Regions from separate parts of the Homo sapiens genome. Here region 1 is linked to region 2. A link is a loop called in an ENCODE intact Hi-C map of the cell type or tissue named here. Cell type or tissue: Caco-2. All regions are shown on one strand. Each heading gives the region's core, and the rest is flanking DNA. Links, peaks and the distances in the headings are about the cores only. Region 1 overlaps FAM168A (family with sequence similarity 168 member A). Region 2 overlaps PAAF1 (proteasomal ATPase associated factor 1).

What was found. A loop is a pair of places that touch in the nucleus more often than their neighbours do. Peaks named below come from ENCODE experiments on the same cell type or tissue, not always from the same donor. Only the 100,000 strongest peaks of a DNase experiment are listed, where the experiment ranks them.
Region 1: a loop joins it to region 2, with 12 times the contacts of the local background. A loop is called at or near these places in 8 of 110 quality-filtered maps.

Annotation. Positions count from the first base shown.
Region 1 is chr11:73,399,754-73,411,280 of GRCh38, forward strand. It overlaps FAM168A (family with sequence similarity 168 member A), which reads right to left. Exons shown (of 8, transcript NM_015159.3): 6 at 9,734-9,908; 7 at 7,760-7,890; 8 at 734-6,991. The coding sequence ends at 7,778. Among named protein-coding and RNA genes, the nearest start is that of RELT, 29 kb to the left of the region's middle. In Caco-2, for the core only: a CTCF peak has its summit at 4,483; DNase peaks (open chromatin) are centred at 3,198 and 4,508.
Region 2 is chr11:73,927,352-73,938,878 of GRCh38, forward strand. PAAF1 (proteasomal ATPase associated factor 1) reads left to right here. Exons shown (of 12, transcript NM_025155.3): 12 at 1-3,763. The coding sequence ends at 11. Among named protein-coding and RNA genes, the nearest start is that of DNAJB13, 18 kb to the right of the region's middle. RefSeq lists a silencer at 5,271-5,521 and an enhancer at 9,444-10,078. In Caco-2, for the core only: a CTCF peak has its summit at 4,128 (motif pointing left); a DNase peak (open chromatin) is centred at 4,120.

The DNA of each region.
Region 1 (11,527 bases), core at 1,296-9,295, 530 kb before region 2:
AGTGGCTTCACCCAGAGGGGAGATAAGAGATTCAGATGATGTTTAGGAGGCAAAACTGATAGCACTTGATGGGACTGCTTTGGATGAAGGCGCCAGAGCCTCCCTCAGCTGTCCTTTTTCTGTAACCACAAACCACCAAGTGCCCCTTGGTTTCCCATCTGACAAATCCATCTTTTAAGAAAGCTCAGGGCGCTGGGTTCAGTGGCTCACACTTGTAATCCCAGCACTTTGGGAGGCTGAAGCAGGCAGATCGCTTGAGCCCAAGAGTTCAAGACCAGCTTGGGCAACATGGTGAAAGCCCGCCTCTACAAAAAAATACAAAAATTAGCTGGGAGTGGTGGTGTGCGCCTGTAGTCCCAGCTACTCAGGAGGCTAAGGTGGGAGGATCACTTGAGCCCAGGAGGTGGAGGTTGCAGTGAGCTGAGATTGCGCCACTGCACTCCAGCTGGGTGAGAGACTGTCTCAAAAACAAAAACAAACAAAAACAAAACAAAACAAACTCGGGCCTTGCTTGCTCTGAGATGGGCAGAACATGGGGCTTGGTGCGTGGGCTATGGAGCCAGAACAAGTGCCAAATGTGAGTTCTAACTCTGCCTCTCACCAGCTCTGTACCATCGGCCAAGGTACTTACCCTCCTCAGCTTCCCCATCTAAGATGGTGCTAACAACAGGGCTCACCTCACGTGTGCTGTGAGGACCGAATGCCTTAACAAACATGAGCAGCAGGCACCAGCCACACAATAGATGTCAGCTTTATTGCGCGGATGGCTCAATGGATTTCAACTCTGAATGGCCTCACTGTGCTCCCACATCACACACTTAGGGTGGGTGCTGAAGTTGCCACTTAAAGCTCCCCAGCAGCTGTGAGACCCTTAGGGCAGACCCCTGTCAGATCAGCTGTAAGATGTACCATAGGTTTTTCTTGACTACTGAGAACAAATTTAGCATCAACTTGGGGAGACGCCCAAGGGACTCACTGGCCCAGGACAGTCCTCTGTGCCTCCCTCCCCAAGAACCACTCAGTCTAGTCACCTAAGACTTTTTTTTGGGGGGGAATTTTTTTTTTTAATAGTTATTGAGTGTTCTACAGCTTACAGTAAATACCATAGTTACAAATTCTTGGCTTCAATCTTTCAGAGTGATCACTGTCTGATCTTCAAAACAAAACAAAAACCCAAAAGAATCCAAAACAACAAAACAAAACCAGATTTACACTTCATACACACAGGCAAGGCCATGGGGCTTTCCAATCTTTACACTCCGGACTGTGTTTTGAAAACACCTATAAATTCTTTGATCAAACTACTTGGAAGACACTGGTCAAAGGTTTATTATTATTATTATTATTATTATTATTATTTTAAATTTTATTTCTTTTTAAAATGTGAGTTCCAATAAAATTTAAAAATTAGATTCCAACCTGTAGATTAAAATGAATTAAAAAATACAAAATCATATACAACGCTCTCTTCACAGGGATGTTACATGCCATGAGAACAGGTTTCTCTGTCATGTGATATGAAACAGGGAAGCAGATGCCTTTAAGTCAGGATGGGGACAGGCCCTTGGGCCTTTCAAGATTATTACAGACAACTCCAAGTAGCTAGAGGCCTGGCCTTACCCCCCCTGGGTAAGGAGGAGCTTGAGTCACACCATAGATCCAGACTATCTGGCTGACCCGAGGAGAAGGTCTCTGGGACAGTCTCCTCTCTTTCCCTGACTCTCTTAGGCCTGAGGAGAAAGGCTGGGGTCTGGAGATGCTGGTCTTGCTGGGGTCAGGCCCAAAGCTGATCTCACCCATTTGATTCCTATGGGCCGGTACTTTGCAAAGCTGTTACATCTGTTCTCCTTAGGAAGGAAAATCCCCCTGCTATCAGTGGCTGGAATGGGTAGAGGACCTCTACCACAGCAAGGATATCCAGGGACTATCCATGTGGCCATAGGGAAGCAAGTGCTGTTTTGTCCCTTTCTAGCTTTGTGGCAGCCAGTCCCAACTCCTGTGTGCCTCGGTTGGCCTTTGGGTTGGACTCAACAGCATGCACCACAGAAGATATCCACTGGAGAGACTGAGGGACTGGGACCCAAGTCTGGCTTAGGCAGGGCTGGCCATGGAATGTTGAAGCTGGCCTGCCAGGAATTTTGAAGGCTGGGTCCTGGAACCATATAATGCCTAATTTCAGAAACGAGGAGTTTTCTAGGAAAGGGGCAGATAAGTAAAGGACAAACCCTGCAGCCCCCTTGGCATGCCTGCCTGTGCGCTCAGAGGCTCCGGTGTGGAATCCCATCAGTTAGTCTGGCGTGTTTCTTCAGCTCTGCGGGTGGGTCCCAACTGGCCCACTCTACTACTGCCCCTCTCTGGATTCCCAAGCTTGGCAAGCAGCGGGGGCCGCACAGCCAGTAGTGATGTGGGAGAATACAGGATGGAAAAGCAGACTTCCACGTATTTTCACTTAACTGCAATTGAGGAGGAATTCTGATACAGATGGTGATATATAAGACAAAGTTCACAGGGCCCAGAATGGGGCCCACCCCCTCTGGGCACAGAACAAAGCTGAGGAATTTGATATGGAAGCTCTGAGCCTCGCTTAGTCAGTGCCTCGCTGGGAACCTGGATGAGTCCTATCTGTATGAGGAGCCAAAACTTGGTGACCAAGGGGCCTGTCCTTTTATACTTCATGTGATTCCTTTCTGAAGGCCATCAGAACAAAGCAAGCCCTCCAAAGAAGGACCCCCAGATCTCTGGGAACGGGGTACCTCAAACTTGGAACAATTCGGGTGGCCAGGGGTAAGGATGCTCAGAGTCTGGTTCTGGTCCTCACCCATGGGAAAAGCAAGCCCAGGGACTTCAGTCTGTACGTTTTGTACCAACTCACTGGATCTGGACAGTGGGCAGGCTCTCAGGGATTAGGAAGCCAGGTGTGCAGGCTTACCAAGGACATGGGTCTCCCAATAGAAAGATGCCTCGTGCTGTCCTTGAACATGTCTTCGGTCCTGGGCATTGTGACCCCAAAGTGTTTTGTCCAAGTGAGGCCTTTAGTTGCAAATTCTCATCCTCCTTGTGCTGCCAGTTAGATGTGCCTCTGGGTCCCTCCCCAGGGCTCATTACAGGTCCTGGCCCAAAGCAGTTCATACAAATCTGCTCAGCTCAGAGACTGGGCTTCCCAGCTCTATAAAGTACAGTTAGCCCCTCCCTCCATGCTTGCCAAGAGACCCAGCAGGTGGCAGCAGAAAGAGCAGAGGATTTGAAGAATCACTTCCAAGCTGTGTGACCTTTTAGCAAGTCTCAAGCCTCCTGAGCCTTAGTTTTTTCATCTATAAAATGGAGGACTTTGGCAACCAATGTCAAAGTACTTTGCATACCAAAAACGCTCTGGACAGGTGTGTGTGTCTCTGCTAAATATTCAGGAAAGAGGATATACATTTTAGGGTCATTGCCAGGTAAGAAAGAACAGCAACTGTCCTATCTCATGAGGAAGAAATTAAATATGCATTTTTTTTCAAAACATGGCAAACCATTATGTTTCAGGCTTTCACTATTTGCAGGCAATCCAGCTCCCAGACTCAAACTTCTTGACCCCAGGCCAGTGAGGAGAGGGGGTCAGGTAGAAGTAGAAGAATTCAAAAGGGTTGGCTGGTAACGAGCCATCTGTACCCCTGATCCTGGCCATAGGTGTTGCACTTGGGGAGAGGCAGTGGCATGAGGAGGAGAGAGGGGTTTGCATCCTGGGGCCAGTGCTGTAGCTCACTGTCAGGCGGCTACATCCCTTGTCCTCTCTTGCTTGCCTGCCTTCAATGAGACGGCCCTTCCAGCTCTGACTTTTTGTCTAGCTTGACCACCGTGCCATCTAGAATCTTTGGAGGTATCTACCTATGGTACCTCCCACTAGATCTCTGTGACCTTACCAGTAACTGTGCCCATCCTACCAGAGGCACATGACTGTCCCCGCTCTCCTGGGCTCAGTCCTTTTGCAGTGACTCCCCAAGCTTGGCTAGGCTTGTGGATCTCCATCACAGCAAGAGGCTGAGGCCGGCTGAACTGGGGCTCATACTGAAAAAGGGGTGCTGGACCTGGGCTCTTCCAGACCACAGCCTTTCAGTGCCTTATTTTCACCTTGGGGCCCCCCTTTGCTCTTGAATTACATAGTAGGTGCTAAGATAGGGCACAGAGCACAGATGCTTCAGTACGTGAGCCTGTGTGGGGATCAGATGGAGGGGAACGAGACAGCAGACAGCCTGGGATTCGAGTGGCTCTGTCACTTATTAGCAAGTCACTTGACTTTTCCAAGCCTTGATTTCCTTATGGATCAAATAGGAGAAATAACCTCTATTTCATCGGGTTAAACCAGATAATTTATGTTCAACTGTTCTGTGAACTGTGAGGTCCAGCTGTTAGTTTTACTTACTGGTGTTGAAAGAACAAAAGTTACAAGGTCATTCCTAGGTCTCCTCTTCTTCCTTTCTCCTCTCTGTGGTTCCACCCCAGCCCACATGGAGGCAGCAGGGTTCTGGGAAGCCTAGCGGATACCAGCATGCTGCTCACTGTGGGCCTGTTCCCTTCCATAACCTGTTTCCTCATTTGTCAATTGACTGTAATAACTCTAACCCTGTCCCTCTCAGGGCGAGTACATGAAAGGCCGTGAAGTGCTTTGACCTCTGTGATGCACCTGACAAATCCAAAGGTTTCTATTATTATTATCATTATTATTATTTTGGCATTTTTCAAACACGTATGACATAATCTAGAACAACCTTCACCCACCTTTACAAAACCAAAGAGGGTGGAAGGAGGTATTTGCAAAAAGTGAATTAACACTGGAAAACTTTCTATTGTTTTAAAGTGAAACCTCATCAGCACCCAGAACAGATAATTTAGAACAGCTGAATTTTTTCTTACTGGTCCTAAAGTTCCTTGGAAGCCCAGGAAGGTGGGCCCCCAAACTCCTGGCTCTAGGCCAAGGAGGCTGATGGGCTTTACCCTCCTGGGAATGGCTAGACAGCTTCTGAGCTCCTTCCAACCCAAGGGTTTCCTGATTTTTCCCTCCCTTAGGGAGACATGGGAGGTTGGGGTAAGGATATGTCCAAGTTTGCATGAATTTTAAATGAAAGCAGTTTTTTAAAGTCCCAAATGTTGTCAATGATCCCATTTTTTACAATAAAATGTTCGTGCCCCACCCCCAGAGGGGCTGCTGGCCCAGCCAAGCGCTGGGTGCCGGAGGCTGCTGCTGGGCAATCCAGGCTCCTGGCTGAGACTAGCAGGGACCTCCTCGTCCCAGGGGTCCCTCTTCTCCCAGATGAGCCTGTCTCCTGGGCCTCATCCTCATTCTCCTCTCCTGATGACTCCCACTGTCTTCCTCCTCTTCCTCTCCTCTCGGGATGAGGGGCTACTGTCCTAAAAGCATGGCCTCTCCTTTTCGGCCAGTCCACCTGCTCCTTCTCCTGGAGGTGGAGTCAGGTACAGGACGGAAGTTCCAGATGTCTTCACAGAATTTCCAAATGCTATTTCTTCATTTGCAATTTCTGTTCCTGCCATCCGCCCCCATGTAGCCTCTGCCCAGTCTTCAACCCCCGCCTTTGGAGTCCGTGGAGGAAAAGAGCAGAAACAGGAGCCCAGAGACCATTCCAGACTCACCAGGTATGGGCGCTGCCGACTTAATTTTTACAAAACCAAGCCAATCCGTCCCTAGGTAAATTTTTGTAAGCAAGGTGCCCACTAGGTAGGAAGGCTGCATTTAATGCTAATTTACTGTAAGGTCTAGGGAAGTCCTTTCCGCTTCTCTGGGCCTCAGTTTCCTCATCTGCCAAATAGGGAAATGGATGAGATGATTGCTAAGGTCCCTTCAGTTCCATGAGTCTATGAAATGTTTATTGCTATTGCTTTTCCTTCACTATCCTCACCTTCAGAGCTGCCAGCACCCACCTGGAATGTGGTTCCTTCACTTGGGCCATGAATGGCACAGGTAACCAAGAGCTTGGCCTGCCTGCAAGCTCTATGGTCAGACAGGTGAGTCCTGGCACTGGGAAGGGCAAAAGAAAAGGGAGAGAAATGCCCTAGGTTCCCACTCCAATCAGGAGGAAGCTCCTCATCAGAGTGGGTCCATGACAGCTCAGAGGCTGAAGTCTGGATGACACAGGGCATCCGGCCTTCCAAGGCCTCGGGATGCTGGGATCCTACCACCCTGCAGCCGCTTGGCAGGTCTAAGGACAAAATCACCTTTTGAGGAAGTGCCAGGTCAGTTAACATCACTGTGCAAATCAGAAGGTCCAGGGCCAGATGCTTTGGCCAGAGACCTTTCAAACCAAAGCCATGAGGCAAGCACCGCTCCTCCCTTCTTCCCTCTCCTTCCCCACAATGCCCTCCCTCCCCCCACCCTCCCCCAAATTCTAAAGACTTTTTTCCCCAGGTTCTCAGCCTGGGGTATTAAGCTGCTAATAACACGCCTACATACTCAGGTGGTTTTGTTCTTGGTCTGTTGCAATGGTTCTCAGGAGACATTTCATTTGTGTCTGGGACATGGGAATGTCCTGAACTAATCTTGCTTAAGAAAAAACAACCAGAACACTCCCCTAGAGATGTAGCCTGCTCAACAGCTCTGAGTTCCTACCCTGGACCACATCTGTTTATGCTCTTCAAATGGAATCCAGCCTTCAGATGAACCACTGCAATAAACCCTACTCTCTGCTTGCCTCTAGACTGGGATCCCCAGGGACAGGACACTTAGGGAAGAGCAGAGAGGACATGGCCTGGTCAGGTAGGAGGAAGGGGATAGAGCTGGAAGGGCAGGGGCTAAGAGGGGGACAGTTGGGGAGAGGCAGGAGATTAGAAAAAGCAGCTTTTACAAAAACCAAAAATAAAAATCAAAACCATTAAAGATGCATAAAGTGACCCTTGCACTTCCGTTGTCTCTTCTTGCAAATAGAGGTGGTGCTGCTAGGGAACTGCTCCAGCACCGGTGTAAGACTTGAGTAGTTGCATACAATGTGTGACTCCAGATCTGCAGAGGGAAAGGGGAAAGAAACAGTGTCAGTGATATTCAGGAGGCTTCTCCCCTCAACTCGGGAGCCCGCTGTGCCTTCCTAGTGAAGCTGCCTGCCTCCCGCCTGTGGAAGTTGTTGTGCTCTGGTGCCAAGAGCCCTGGAGGAGATGGGGGAGGCCAGATGATGTGGGGGGCCAGAGGATTTCAAAGTGACATCCCTGGAGCCCTATGGTTCACTGTCACTGCCTCAGGAGCTGCTGAGGGGACCAAGGAAGCCAGAGGTCTGGGTCAGCCCAAAGCCTCCAAATAGCTCCAACCAAAGCTCTTAACATATGATCTGGGCAAGAGTTCATTTGAAGAATGGGGCCCATAGTTAAAAGAAGTCCGAAGACCATAAGGTAAATGGCACAGAATTTAGTACTAGAGAACTGAAGTTTAAGCCCTAGCTTAATTTTTACTGGCTAAGTGATATTTAACTACATATTTATCTGTAAAATAGAGCTAATGATCCTTATTTCACAGAGCAACTATAAGGATTATGAGATAACATAAGCAAAGGGATAGCTATTATTATTTCTGTTATTATTTAGATTTCAACAAGCAGTCAACAGAAGTGATAGCTATTATTAAGAGTGATATTATGGACCTTGGAGCAGGAAAGCAACTGGTAACTTGACAGCTGTTACCTGCCCTAGCTGACACCTGTGCTCCAGACCCAAACCAGGGACTTTGAGGCAGTTCCTGTATGTATCCCCCTCCCACTTCTCTCACCCTGGCCACACTCACTTGGATGGGCTGCAGGCTTTACCAGTGTGGGGGCACGTAGCTGTACGCAGGGGTTCCTTGGGCCCTATATGTTGGCATGGAGACAGGGTGTGCCCCAATCGCCGTGTGCTGGGGTGTAGTCAGCAGGGTACCTGAGCATCCAGAGAGAGAAGAGTAACCTGACGAGGCTGCACCAGACACAGGAATGAAGAGGATGAAGCTACAGTCTTTCACATGGCTGCTCCCTCTGCCCAAATCCCCCATCTCCCTCGCCTTCCTGATGACCTGTTTTCTGCCCTTCTCCACCTCACCAGGCTTCACCTCCTTAGGGGAATTTTTTCTGATGCTTGAGGACAGAATCAATGACTATTCTAAGTCCTCCTTTTCCTTTTTTCTTTGAGACGGAGTCTCGCTCTGTCGCCCAGGCTGGAGTGCAATGGCGCGATCTCAGCTCACTGCAGCCTCTGCCTCCTGAGTTCAAGCGATTCTCCCGCGTCAGCCTCCTGGGCAGCTGGGATTACAGGTGCCCATCACCACACTCGGCTGATTTTTTATTTTTACTAGAGATGGGGTTTCACCATGTTGGCCAGGCTGGTCTCGAACTCCTGACCTCAAGTGATCCGCCCACCTCGGCCTCCCAAAATGCTGGGATTACAGGCATGAGGCACCACGCCCGGCCTTCCTTTTACTTTTCTTTGTATGCTTCTCTTATTGCACAATCATACTGAGTAGTAATTGTGATGTCTGTGGCTGTGTTTCCCACACTAACCTGGGTGTTCCTTAAGGACAGTGTTCTGATCTGATCTATTGATATTGGGTTCCCAGGACCTGAACAAGGCTGGCACTGAGTAGATATCCAACAGTTTGCCAACTTGATCTGAGGAGTAAGAGGCCTCAACCATACCCTTACGTTAGGGACAGAATAAAATCCAAATGCTCACTCTACCCCTTGTACTTTCTTACCTCAGATGGTATCCTAGCTGGTTCTTTAAAAGTTGGGTCTCTAGGCTAGGCATAATGGCTTATATCTGTTACCCCAGTATTTGGGAGTCTGAGGTGGGTGGATCCCTTGAGCCCAAGAGTTCAAGACCAGCCTGTGCAACATGGTGAAACCCTGCCTCCACAAAAAAACACAAAAATTAGCTGGGTGTAGTGGCGCATGCCTGTGGTCCCAGCTACTTGGGAGGCTGAGGTGGGAAGATCACTTGAGCCCAAGCAGATCAAGACTGCAGTAGGCCAAGATCGTGCCACTGCACTCCAGCCTGGGTGACAAAGCAAGACCCTGTCTCAAAAAAAAAAAAAAAAAACCTAACAGTCCTTGGGGACTTCTGCTTTTGTCATCCCTCATAATTATTATAATTATTGCACAGGTCCTTAAGCTCCTGCCTAATAAAGAACATTGCCCCTGTGTCTTCTTTTTTGGCGCCCCTGCTGTTACTGGAGTGCTAGCATCATCTCTCTCCCCTAAAGTACACTGACAGCCTCCTCACTGACCTACTTGCTTCCAGATCACCCCTTCTAATCCTGTCTCCACTCTGCAGCCAGAGAATGTTTAAACCTAACCACATCCCTGCCCTGCTTGACCCCCATTGTGTGCAACAGAGGTACCACAAGGTATTCAGGACTTTCCACCATCTTATCCTTGCTAGCGATCCAGCCACCTTCCAACTCCAAGCCCCTATTTCCGAAGGGCCTTGGCTCCATTCCTCCATTCTGTGAACATGCCATGTTCATGTTCTTTCTGCACCACCCTTCCCTCTTTCACTTCTCTAGTTAGCCTGTGTTCACCCTTTAAGGCCTAGCTCGATACGTCCTTCTTGGTGAAATCTTCCTCATCCCCATAGACAGATTTAGAGGCTCCTTCCTCTGGGTTCCCAAGCCCCCTGGCACAGGATCTCTTGTGCTGTGCTGCAGCCAATTCTATGACTGTGTTCTCTGCTCCGTTTTGAGTTCCTAGAGGAAAGGGATGGACACTGATGCAGATGCTGCCCTCACCTGCTGACATTGCCATGGTGGTGCCTGCCACCATGCCCATGGCCACACCGTTGGTCCTCGGGGCGGCAACAGGTGCTGGGTAGATAGCAGAGGGAATGCTGTTGGGCTGGACGACCGTGGTATGGTGGATGACATGAGGCTGGGCAGCATACACCGGCTGTGTGTAGTAGGCTCCCTGGGGGAAAGAGGCTGAGGTCACATAGGCATTTGGAGAGGTAGGTGGGATATGGAGAGAGCAGCACTGGCTGAAGGACACAAGGTCCGGACCCCAGCTGGGGCTCTGCTTGTCTTACTATGTGACTGTGGTCAGTGCAGTGCTGGGCTCAGCTTCTGGTCTGAAAAATAAGGCTCTAATCCTGTCCTGCCTTGCTCATAAGGCTGCTATGATGATCTAATGGGATAAGAGCTCTACTCCCTTAACCTTGGTTTTAGCATTTTAAAATGTTTTATCTTACTGCAATGAACTTTTATAAGCTGCCTAAAATTTAAAGTTAGGAATAACAATCAATCAGTTACCAAGCATGTGAACAGGGCTGGTAAACTCCAGAACACATACACAAAAGGATAATTAGTAGTAGTATCATAATGGTGTAAGTGCATGTTGTAAAAAAAAAAAGTACATGTTGAAAAAAAATGGCGGCTGGACACAGTGGCTCACGTCTGTAGTTCCAGCACTTTGGAGGCCAAGGCAGGCAGATCACTTGAGGTCAGGAGTTCGAGACCAGCCCGACCAGCATGGTGAAACCCCATCTCTACTAAAAATACAAAACAATGAGCCAGGCATGGTGGCACATGCCTGTGGTCCCAGCTACCTGGGAGGCTGAGGCAGGAGAATGGCTTGAACCCGGGAGGCGGAGGTTGCAGTGAGCTGAGATCACGCCACTGCACTCCAGCCTGGGTGACAGAGCAAGACTCCGTCTCAAGAAAAAAGAAAAAAAAAAAAAGGCATACATGGATAGCATTTTCCAGGATGTCTCTTAACTAGCTATTTCCCTTTAGGTAAAAAGGTAAGGATGAAGAAGACAGTGGTCCAAGGTGACTCCCAATGCCTGAATCACATGGCTGCTTCCTGCTGCCACAATCCACTGGCCCACTGACTTGTAGGGGAAGTAAACAGGAGCCCCTGAGATCATCTTAATTCAGAAATCTTCAAATGTTTCTACTAAATGAGATTAAAAAAAATAAAACAAGAGGCTTGAGATCAATTTAAGTTTTGTCTTCTACTCTAAAATATAGCTGTTTTTTAAACTAAAAAAGTATTCTCCTCACCACTTATGTTTCCTATAGAGTCACTCCAGAAGAATGTGTCATGGGTGTGCTAGAGCCCCATATGGTCCCCTCTCTCATACCAATCCTGGAATGCATACATCTTCTAGCTGAAGGAGCCCAGAAAGGCCCATCAGGCACAGAAAGAGAGGGTAACTTGTCCAAGGTCACAGAGGATACTGGTGGCAGGGCCTGTGTACTTTCCTCCTCCCCACTCAGCTCACAGACTGAGGAAGGGTAGATGTGGGGGTTAGGGAGAAAAGACTAAGACGTTGGGGTCTCACCTTGACCAACCAATAGCTCGTGGTGTAACCTTGGACAAGTCATTCCCCTCTTTGGGTCTCAGTTTCCTCACTTGTTTAACAAAGGAGTTGAGCTAGAAAATCTCTGAGGGCCTTTGTCCTCTGACATTCTGGGCTCTGTTAATCTAAATGACTTCATGCCTACCCCCTCTAGGGGCTGAGGTGGAGTGAGGGAGTAAGCAGACTGCAGGGATATTGCTTCAGTGATACAACAAGGACGGCTAGC
Region 2 (11,527 bases), core at 1,095-9,094:
CTGACCTCTGACTTCTTGGAAAGAGCAGTCCCGGTTAGTGAAAAGGTTTGACCCTGATCAACAATGAGCAGAAACATCATCAGTCCTTCCCAAGGACCATGGCGTTTAATGTCTTGGGCACCCCTTGGAAATCACAGAAAGTCAGCTGTACTGGCCGTGTGGAACTCTCATCCCAAGACCTACTTTGAACTGAGTAAGAAGGTCATTGTGCCCACTGCATTTGTTCCAACTTCTCCTTGTATAAACTCACCCCAGCAACACAGGGCAAGGATATAGATGCTTTTAGTTTGTTCTTAAACCAGTTTTGTTAAATGTTTACAAGGACCTCAGTACTAAAGCCTGTTCTCTGGAGGAAATAAAGAAAATATGTTTGGAGGTGCCTGAATATGAAGAACTTTGTTAAATACTCTTACTCCAGCAAAAAGTTGGTCAGGACGATGGAATTCCTTCCTCAGCACTCCCTGTTGCCTGGCCATAGAGAAGGCCTGCTTGGCAGTAGCAATAAATGTCCTGTAAGCTGCCACCTGGGAGAGATTCTTATGCAGGTGGTAACCAACTGTCCCAGTTTGCTTGGAACTAAGGGGTTTTCTGTGACTTGAAACTTTCAATGCCAAAACTGGGGCAGTCTCAAACCAACATGATTGGTCAGCCTATATGTAGGTGAGGAAACTGAATCATAAGCATTGTAAAGGCATTGGCTGTCAAAGTGTGGTTCTTAGAACAGCAGCATCAGTATCACCTGGGAACTTGACAGGAAATAGAAATTGTTAGGCCCAATCCTAGACCTAAATCAGAAATTCTACGGGTGCAGCCAGCAGTCTGTATTTTAACAAGCATTCCAGGTGATTCTGATGTATGCTAAAGCTTGAGAGCCACTGATCTAGAGGAAGAGATGGTGGAGGGCACTTTAGTCACAGCTGGAACCCAGGGCTCAAAATGACAAGATCGGTCTGTAGGAGATGAGGCCACAGAGGTTGGCAGAGCCCAAATAGTGAAGGAGCACGAATGTTAGCTAAGGAGCTCAGACTTTACGTGGTTGGCAGTGGGGAACCACTGAAGGGTTTTAAGCAAGAGAATGGCATGGTCACCTCCTTTTTTCTCTAAACATAAAAATGGAATCATAATGTATGTATTCCATGGCTTATTTTCACTTAATGTCTCTGAGATTTTCCATCTCAGTACATGTAGACGTTCCTCATTCTTTTTTAACAATGTCCAGAATATGGATACCATATTATTTATATTTTTGAGATTATTAGAGAAAAGTTTCTTGAAAGATGTAACACTTGAGCTGGGACATGCAGATTAAGATTTTTATTTATTTAACGGAGGAAGGTCATTTCTGGCTGGGGTAATAATGTTGTTGACAGAGTTCTTTTTTTTGTTTTTTTTGAGACGGAGTCTCGCTCTGTCACCCAGACTGGTGCGATCTTGGCTCACTGCAACCTCCACCTCTCAGGTTCAAACGATTCTCCTGCCTCAGCCTCCCTAGTAGCTGGGACTGCAGGCATGCACCACCATGCCCGGCTAATATTTTTTTTGTATTTTTATTAGAGATGGGGTTTCACCATGTTGGCCAGGCTGGTCTCGAACTCCTGACCTTGTGATCCACCTGCCTTGGCCTCCCAAAGTGCTGGGATTACAGGTGTGAGCCACCGTACCCGGCCGGCCACCAGAGTTTTTAAAGGCGTATTCTCATGTAAATTTTTTTTTTTTAAAGACAGGGTCTTGCTCTGTTGCCCAGGCTGGAATGCGTTGGCATGATTACAGCTTCTGCCTTAACCTCCTGGGCTCAAGCAATCCTCCCACTTCAGCCTCCCAAGTAGCTGAAACCATGGGTGCACACCACCACACTCGGCTAATTTTTTAAATTTTTTGTAGAGACAGAGTCTCACCATGTTGCCCAGGCTGGTCTCAAACTCCTGAACTCAAGTATTCCTCCCACCTTGGCCTCTCATAGTGCTGGCATTACAGGCATGAGCCACGGCACTCAACCAGGAACTTTGTCTTAACTTTAAATCCCATTTTTTTCTACAACACCCTGTTACTTAAACCAAAGTGTAAAAAGAAAATACTGCAATTCATTTAATATCTACTCTGTTCTAGATACTATATTTATATATCTAATTCTTACAAGACTCAAAAAGCGAATGTTATTATTTGTTTTATTCCGATAAGGAAACTGAGACTCAATACATTAAATACCAGAGGCTTCATTTGGACCTTGGACAGCACCTTCTGCTGCACTGTGTAATCACAGGCAGGTAGCAAGAGACTTTTGTGACTAGAGCAATTTCATTTCAAGGTGCAGTTTGTGACAGGGTCAGGTAGACCAGAATGGACATATTCCAGAACTTAGAAACATTAAATCCTAGGAGCTCCAGGTGGAACATCTAAGAAGTCAGATTAAGAAAACAGGATGAGGCTGGGCATGGTGGCTCACGCCTATAATCCCAGCACTTTGGGAGGCCAAGACGGGTGGATCACCTGAGGTCAGGAGTTCGAGACCAGCCTGACCAACATGGAGAAACCCCGTCTCTACTAAAAATACAGAATTAGCCGGGCATGATGGCGCATGTCTGTAATCCCAGCTACTTGGGAGGCTGAGGCAGGAGAATCACTTGATCCCGGGAGGCAGAGGTTGTGGTGGGCTGAGATTGCGCCATTGCGCTCCAGCCTGGGCAACAAGAGTGAAACTCCGTCTCAAAAAAAAAAAAAAAGAAAACAGGATGAAATGGGCCGGGCGCAGTGGCTCACGCCTGTAATCCCAGCACTTTGGGAGGCCGAGGCGGGCGGATCACAAGGTAAGGAGATTGAGACCATCCTGGCTAACACAGTGAAACCCTGTCTACAAAAAATACAAAAAAATTTAGCCAGGCATGGTGGCAGGCACCTATAGTCCCAGCTACTTGGGAGGCTGAGGCAGGAGAATGGTGTGAACCTGGCAGGCAGAGCTTGCAGTAAGCTGAGATCGGGCCACAGCACTCCAGCCTGGGCGACAGAGCGAGGCTCTATCTCAAGAAAAAAAAAAAGAAAAAAAGAAAACAGGAAGAAATGTTGTCATTTATTTGTAGAATCTGAAACATTTGAACTCATAGAAGCAGTGAGTGGAAGAACCAGCGTGGTGGCTCACGCCTGTAATCCCAGCACTTTGGGAGGCTGGGGTGGGTGGATCGCTGGAGCCCAGGAATTGGAGACCAGCCTGCACAACATGAGGAAACTCTGTCTCTACTAAAAATACAAAACTTAGCCAGGTGTGGTGGTGGGCACCTGTAATACCAGCTACTAAGGAGACTGAGGCAGGAGAATTGCTTGAACCCAGGAGGTGGAGGGTGTAGTGAGCTGAGATTGCACCACTGCACTCCAGCTTGGGCAACAGAGCGAGACTCTCTCTCAAAAAAGAAAAAAAAAATATGTATATATATATGTATATATATATATTTATATATGTAGAAGCAGTGAGTAGAATGGTGGTTACAGAGACTCGGGGAGGAGGAATGGGGAAATGATGGTCATAGGGTGCAAAGTCTCAGGAGGAATATATTGTGTTTTGAGATCTATTGCATAGCATGGTAGATTGCTAAGAGTAAATTTCAAATGTTCTCAACCCAAAAAATGTTAAGCATTTGAGGTGATGGATATGTTAACTGGCTTCATTTAATTATTCCATATTGTATTTATAAGTCACAATAGGACTTTGTGGCCCATAATTATAAACAAGTATAAATTGTCCATTTACAATTAAAAATCAATTAAAAGAAAAGAGGATAAGGAGGGATATGGCTGAGTACACACAACACGTGAATGTCTGTGAGTTCTCATTCCAGGGCTCACTCTTCTACATTGCCACCACATTCGTCCGCTCCTTTTCATACGTCTCCAGAGTCGATGTCCTGGTTGTGATATATGCAGTGACCCTTGACAGCTGCTCTGAAATCCAGACCCAAACAGAAGGAAAGGAGACCAGCTCTCAGGTGCTCCATAGCCTTGTCCACTGTGAAAGGAAGGAGCCCCTGCTTTTAGCAGACAAAGCTTTTTCTTTTTTTTCTTTAGGATTAAGGAGTGCATTCTGGGTAAGGAACGGTAGGACACCGACAGCTCTACAGACTCAGTGAACTTCTGTGCTAGATGGTGTTTCTTGGCTTTGGGATGCCCCCTTGTGACTTCTTATGAGAAATAACCTTTCTCTCCAGACCTGAAAAGCTGGCAGCAGCAGCAGCAGCTATTCAGCATGTACTTGGTACCAGGCACAGGCCTCACAATAGGTAGATTTCTTTTCTAAACAATACTCTTTGTGCATATACTTTATGTTCTTTTTCTATTTTAACTTTTATTTTGCCAATAACCTTAAACTTGCAGAAAAATTGCAAAAATAGTACAAAGGATAGGAAACAAACATGAGAAATATTTAAAAATAATAAAAAGAATAAAAAAGAATAGCATCAAGGATTTCAGTACACCCTCACCCGAATCTCCCAGTTGTTGAATTTTTTTTTTTTTTGAGACAGAGTCTCACTCTGTCGCCCAGGCTGGAGTGAAGTGGTGCGATCTTGGCTCACTGCAACCTCTGCCTCCCGGGTTCAAGCAATTCTCCTGCCCAGTCTCCTGAGTAGCTGGGATTACAAGGGTGCACCACCACACCTGGCTGATTTTTGTATTTTTAATAGAGACAGGGTTTCACCGTGTTGGCCAGGTTGGTCTCAAACTCCTGACGTCAAATGATCCGCCCGCCTCAGACTCCCAAAGTGCTGGGATGACAGGCGTGAGCCACCGTGCCCAGCCCAGTTGTCAACTTTTTATTATGTTTGCTTTATCACTCTCTTTCTGTATATATGTACACAGGTTATATATGCTATATTTTTTCTGACTCATTTGAGAGTAATATGTAAATGTTACATTCTATTACTTTATTACCATTTGTGATGGTAAATTTTATGTGTCAGCTTGACTGGCCATGGTGCCCAGATGGTTGGTCAATTTTCTGGATGTTTCTTTCAAGGTATTTTTTTTTTTATGAGATGAACATTTAAAATCAGTGAATTTTGGGGCCAGGCAAGCTACTCAAGTCCAGCTACTCAAGAGGCTGAAGTAGGAGGATCGATTGGGCCCAGAAGGTTGAGGCTTCAGTGAGCCATGATCATACCACTGAGCTCCAGCCTAGGCAACAGAGCAATACCATGTCTCAAAAAATAAATGAATAAACTAAAATCAGGGGATTTTGAGTAAAGCAGATTACCCTCCATAGTGTGATAGTGTGAGTCGGCCACATCCAATCAGTTGAAGACCTTAATAGAACAAAGACTGTTGTCCCCCAAGCAAGAAGTTCTGTCAACAGACTGCCTTTGGACTCAGACTGCAGTTCTTCCCTGAGTCTCCAGACCATCAGCCTACTCTATCAGTTTCTGGATTTGCCAAGCTTCCTGTGAGCCAATTCCTTAAATGTCTCTCTCTCTTTCTATGTATATATACACATACACACACGTATCTATATGAAAACAGAACGTACACATCTTATTTGTCCGCCTTCTCTGGAGAGACCTGACATATGTCATTGTATGGATATACCGCATTTTGTTTATCCATTCGTCAGTTGATGAATGGGCTGACATTTGGGCTGTTTCCACTTTTTAGCTACTATGAAATACACTGCTAGCAGCATTCATGTGCAAGTTCTTGCGTTAACATATGCCTTCAGTTCTATTTGGTATATACCTAACAGTGGAATTGCTGGGTCATATGGTACCTATATTTAACTTTTTGAGGGGCTGCCAACTGTTTTCTAAAGTGGCTGTAACCATTTTACATCCTCTCTAGCAGTGTACGAGGGTTCTCATTTTTCCATGTCCTTGTTTTTTATTTATTTTATTTTTTTCTGAGACGGAGTTTCGCTCTTGTTGCCCAGGCTGGAGTGCAATGGCGTGATCTTGGCTCACTGCAATCTCCACCTCCTGGGTTCAGGCGATTCTCCTGCCTCAGCCTCCTGAGTAGCTGGGATTACAGGCATGTGCCACGACGCCTGGCTAATTTTTGCATTTTTAGTAGAGACAGGGTTTCACCATGTTAGTGAAGTGAACTCCTGACCTCAGGTGATCCACCTGCCCCAGCCTCCCAAAGTGCTGGAATTACAGGCGTGAGCCACCGCGCCCAGCCATGTCCTTGTTTTTTTCCATTTTTAAAGTTATAGTCTGTTGATGTTAAGGTGGTTAAAATGGTGTCTTCCAAGTTTCTCCACAGAAAATTAATAAGCATTTTGTGGGGAGCTACTTTGAAACTATATAAATATCCTGTTCCCATGAAACTTGCGTCAACTAGTTTTAGCATTCTTAGATGATTCTTGTCTGAATGAGTTATTCCCATGCTATTAATAATTGCCAAAGGGTGACTTTCTTATTCCATCATTCTTTCTATATTTATAATTAGCATTCTACCATAAGTTAGAACTTTCCCTTCTACCCCATTTATTTATTTAGTCATTTGCTTGTTTGTTCATTCGTAGATATATCAGTGTGGACTACTCATGGATTCATATTCTATGATTACAACTCATTCTTACTTTTATTTACTTTGATGTTAAAATTGTTCCAGTTTGGCCAGTGGACACTCCTTCAAGCTGGATCCTGTGTCCTTTTGACACGTTCCCATCATTCTCTGAGCACTTCCATATTTTCTGGTACCACAAGATGTTCCAGCCTCACCTTGTATTTTTCCAGCCCCATCCCTAGAACCAGTCACTTGTGTATGCGGCCTTGGTTCCATTTAGTAGATAATGGTATTCAGAAACCAAGATCCGGGCGCTAGTATACTTTGTTACTGGAGTGTTCCTGCTTCGGGGCCCTATCGGGGACAGTACATGAATGGCCCTTTCCACATCCATCGTTCTATAGTAAAAAGCATGAGTTCACACTGATGTCTCCAATTCCAGCCCACCTCCACAGGTTTTATTTTAGCCTTCCACGTATATACTTCCTTTCTTCAACAGTGAGGAACTTGCCTCTCATAATCCTCAATACCTCTCATAATCCACAGTACCTCTGTGAGTAACCAACCTGCCAGTACACAGCCCATCTCCTGTTTTACCCTCCCCCTGCACACATGGTTGTCACTCAGATGAGGTCTTCCTCTCTCCCTCCACCTCAGCCAGGCCTAGGCTGAGCAAGGCCTTCTCCCAACCCTCTGGATTTTCATTTTAATACATTTCTTTTCTAGTGGTAAGAGTGAAACAAATGACCAGCAAACGTGAAAAGATGCTCAACTTCATTAGTAATTAAACAAATGTAAATTAAAATTCAAAAGAAGGCTTGGTAATGCAAAAAAGGGTAATTCCATATTTTCATTTTGTAAATAGGAAAATGTGGCTAAGAAATAATTGTTTAAGGTCAGAAAACTAGTAGCTAACAGATAGGATTTGAACCTGGTCTTTGAGTCTACTGCCTCAAGGCTGAAGGAACATCTTCTATATGCTACATGCTTTCCTATAACTTTTATTATTATTATTCTAATTTTTTTGTAGACACGGGGTCTGGCTATGGTGCCCAGGATGGTCTTGAACTCCTGGCCTCAGCAACCCTCTGCCTCTGCCTCCCAAAATGCTAGGATTACAAGTGTCTGAAGTAGGAGGATCCATTGGGCCCACCTGGCCACCTATAACTTTATGTATTTTCCTACCAACCCTGTGTTACAGTTGATTGTTAATAATCCCATTTATGCGAACAAACTTAGGCTTAGGGCCATTAAGCAAGCTTGCTTCAAGTCATACAACTGGCAGGTGAGCTCGGCAGCATGAAGATTTGGTCACTTTCTGACCACTCAATTTACCCAAAACTTGCAGTTTATTTTTTAGCTCTTTAATTGACTTTTCTGTCCTTTGGCCCACCTCCAAAAGCGTGTTTTACTTACTCCAAATACACCTAAAGTAAGCCTTTTGCCTCAAATAATATGAAAGAGCTACTTCAAGGCAGGCCATCCTCTGTAACAGTGTGGTTTCAGAGACCCAGGAAAGTTCTTCAATATCTTAGGCACTAGTATCTGAAATGCCATCAGGGAACCAAGCTTTTCCTTCTGCAGTTAGAGATGAGATTTTTTTTGTTTGTTTTTTTAATTCAAGTAAGTTTATTTCTTTTTTTTTTTTTAAATGATTTAACTTTTATTCTGAAAAGCCTCCTGAATATTTATATCCCTAGAACGATACATAAGAATTGATCATCTTTCCTTATGGGAGGACTTTTTTCTTTTTTCTTTTTTTTTTTTTTTCTTTTTAATTTTATTTTTTTTTTAATTGATCATTCTTGGGTGTTTCTCACAGAGGGGGATTTGGCAGGGTCATAGGACACTAGTGGAGGGAAGGTCAGCAGACAAACAAGTGAACAAAGGTCTCTGGTTTTCCTAGGCAGAGTGTTTGTGTCCCTGGGTACTTGAGATTAGGGAGTGGTGATGACTCTTAAGGAGCATGCTGCCTTCAAGCATCTGTTTAACAAAGCACATCTTGCACCGCCCTTAATCCATTTAACCCTGAGTGGACACAGCACATGTTTCAGAGAGCACAGGGTTGGGGGTAAGGTCATAGATCAACAAGATCCCAAGGCAGAAGAATTTTTCTTAGTACAGAACAAAATGAAAATTCTCCCATGTCTACTTCTTTCTACACAGACACGGCAACCATCCGATTTCTCAATCTTTTCCCCACCTTGCCCCCTTTTCTATTCCAGAAAACCGCCATCGTCATCATGGCCCATTCTCAATGAGCTGTTGGGTACACCTCCCAGACGGGGTGGTGGCCGGGCAGAGGGGCTCCTCACTTCCCAGTAGGGGCAGCCGGGCAGAGGCGCCCCTCAGCTCCCGGACCGGGTGGCTGGCCAGGCGGGGGGCTGACCCCCCAACCTCCCTCCCAGACGGGGCGGCTGGCCGGGTGGGGGGCTGACCCCCCCACCTCCCTCCCGGACGGAGCGGCTGGCCGGGCAGGGGGCTGAGCCCCCCACCTCCCTCCTGGATGGGGCGGCTGGCCGGGCAGAGTGGCTCCTCACTTCCCAGTAGGGGCGGCCGGGCAGAGGCGCCCCTCACCTCCCGGACGGGGCGGCTGGCCGGGCAGGGGGCTGACCCCCCCACCTCCCTCCCGGACGGGGCGGCTGGCCGGGCGGGGGGCTGACTCCCCCACCTCCCTCCCGGACGGGGCAGCTGGCCGGGCAGAGGGGCTCCTCACTTCCCAGTAGGGGCGGCCGGGCAGAGGCGCCCCTCACCTCCCGGACGGGGCGGCTGGCCGGGCGGGGGGCTGACCCCCCCACCTCCCTCCCAGATGGGGCAGCTGGCTGGGCAGAGGGGCTCCTGGCTGGGCAGAGGGGCTCCTCACTTCCCAGTAGGGGCGGCCGGGCAGAGGCGCCCCTCACCTCCCAGACGGGGCGGCTGGCCGGGCGGGGGGCAGAGCCCCCCACCTCCCTCCCGGACGGGGCGGCTGGCCGGGTGGGGGGCTGACCCCCACCTCCCTCCCGGACGGGGTGGCTGCCGGGCGGAGACGCTCCTCACTTCCCAGACGGGGTGGCAGCCAGGCGGAGGGGCTCCTCACTTCTCAGACGGGGCGGTTGCCAGGCGGAGGGTCTCCTCACTTCTCAGACGGGGCGGCCGGGCAGAGACGCTCCTCACCTCCCAGACGGGGTCGCGGCCGGGCCGAGGCGCTCCTCACATCCCAGATGAGGCGGCGGGGCAGAGGCGCTCTCCACATCTCAGACGATGGGCTGCCGGGCAGAGACGCTCCTCACTTCCTAGATGGGATGGCGGCCGGGACGAGGTGCTCCTCACTTCCCAGGTGGGATGGCGGCTGGGCAGAGACGCTCCTCACTTTCCAGACTCGGCAGCCAGGCAGAGGGGCTCCTCACATCCCAGACGATGGGCAGCCAGGCAGAGACGCTCCTCACTTCCCAGATGGGGTGGCGGCCGGGCAGAGGCTGCAATCTCCGCACTTTGGGGGGCCAAGGCAGGCGGCTGGGAGGTGGAGGCCGTAGCGAGCCGAGATCATGCCACTGCACTCCAGCCTGGGCACCATTGAGCACTGAGTGAATGAGACTCCGTCTGCAATCCCGGCACCTCGGGAGGCCGAGGCTGGCGGAACACTCGCGGCTAGGAGCTGGAGACCAGTCCGGCCAACACAGCGAAACCCTGTCCCCACCAAAAAAACACGAAAACCAGTCAGGCGTGGCGGCGCGCGCCTGCAATCGCAGGCACTCGGCAGGCTGAGGCAGGAGAATCAGGCAGGGAGGCTGCAGCGAGCCGAGATGGCAGCAGTACAGTCCAGCTTTGGCCCGGCATGAGAGGGAGACCGTGGAAAGGAGAGGGAGAGGGAGACGGGAGAGGGAGAGGGAGAGGGAGAGGGAGACGGGAGAGGGAGAGGGAGACGGGAGAGGGAGAGCGAGGAGAGATGAGATTTTAAACACAGCACTCCTTTTTCCCTATATGAGTGATGTGAGATTCTTTTTTTTTTTTTTTTAATTGAGACGGAGTCTCGCTCTGTTGCCCAGGCTGGAGTGTAATGGCATGATCTCAGCTCACGGCAGCCTCTGCCTCCTGGGTTCAAGTGATTTCTCCCTACCTCAGCCTCTCGAGTAGCTGAGATTACAGGCCCCTGCCACCACACCTGTTTAATTTTTGTATTTTTTTCTGTAGAGACGGGGTTTCACCATGTTGGCCAGGCTGGTCTCGAACTCCTGAACTCAGGTGATCCACCAGCCTTGGCCTCCCAAAGTGCAGGGATTACAAGTGAGCCACTGCGCCCGGCCTGAGCCAGTGCACCCGGCCAGATGCTTTCTTAACATGTTTCCATTTGAGGGGAGTAAGAGGCTGACTGGTTGGGTGTGGTGGCTCATGTCTGTAATCTCAGCACTTTGGGAGGTGGTGGCGGGTGGATCACTTGAGCTCAGGAGTTCAAGATCAGCCTGGGCAACATGGTGAAACCTCGTCTCTACCACAAATTATTTAAAAAAAAAAAATCGGCTGGGCGTGGTGGCTCATGCCTGTAATCCCAGCACTTTGGGAGGCCGAGGCTGGTGGATCATGAGGTCAGGAGTTCAAGACCTGCCTGGTCAAGATGGTGAAATCCTGTCTCTACTAAAAATACAAAAATTAGCTGGGTGTCGTGGCACGCACCTGTAATCCCAGCTACTCGGGAGGCTGAGGCAGGAGAATCACTTGAACCCAGGAGGCGGAGGTTGCAGTGAGCCGAGATAGCACTACTGCACTCCAGCCTGGGCGACAGAGCAAGACTCTATCTCAAAAAAAAAAAAAAATTATCTGAGCATGGTGGCATGCCCTCGTGGTCCCAGCTACTCTGGAGGCTGAGGTGGGAGGATCACTTGAATCCAAGAGGTGGAGGTTGCAGTGAGCTGTGATCATGCATCATGCCACTGCGCTCCAACCTTGGTGACAGAGTGAGACCCTGTCTCAAAACAACAACAAAGAAGAGGCTGACTGAAGGAGTAGTACTTAGGGAAGATACTGCTGAAGAAAAAGAATGGGGAGAGGGAGAGAAAAAGAAGGTTATATT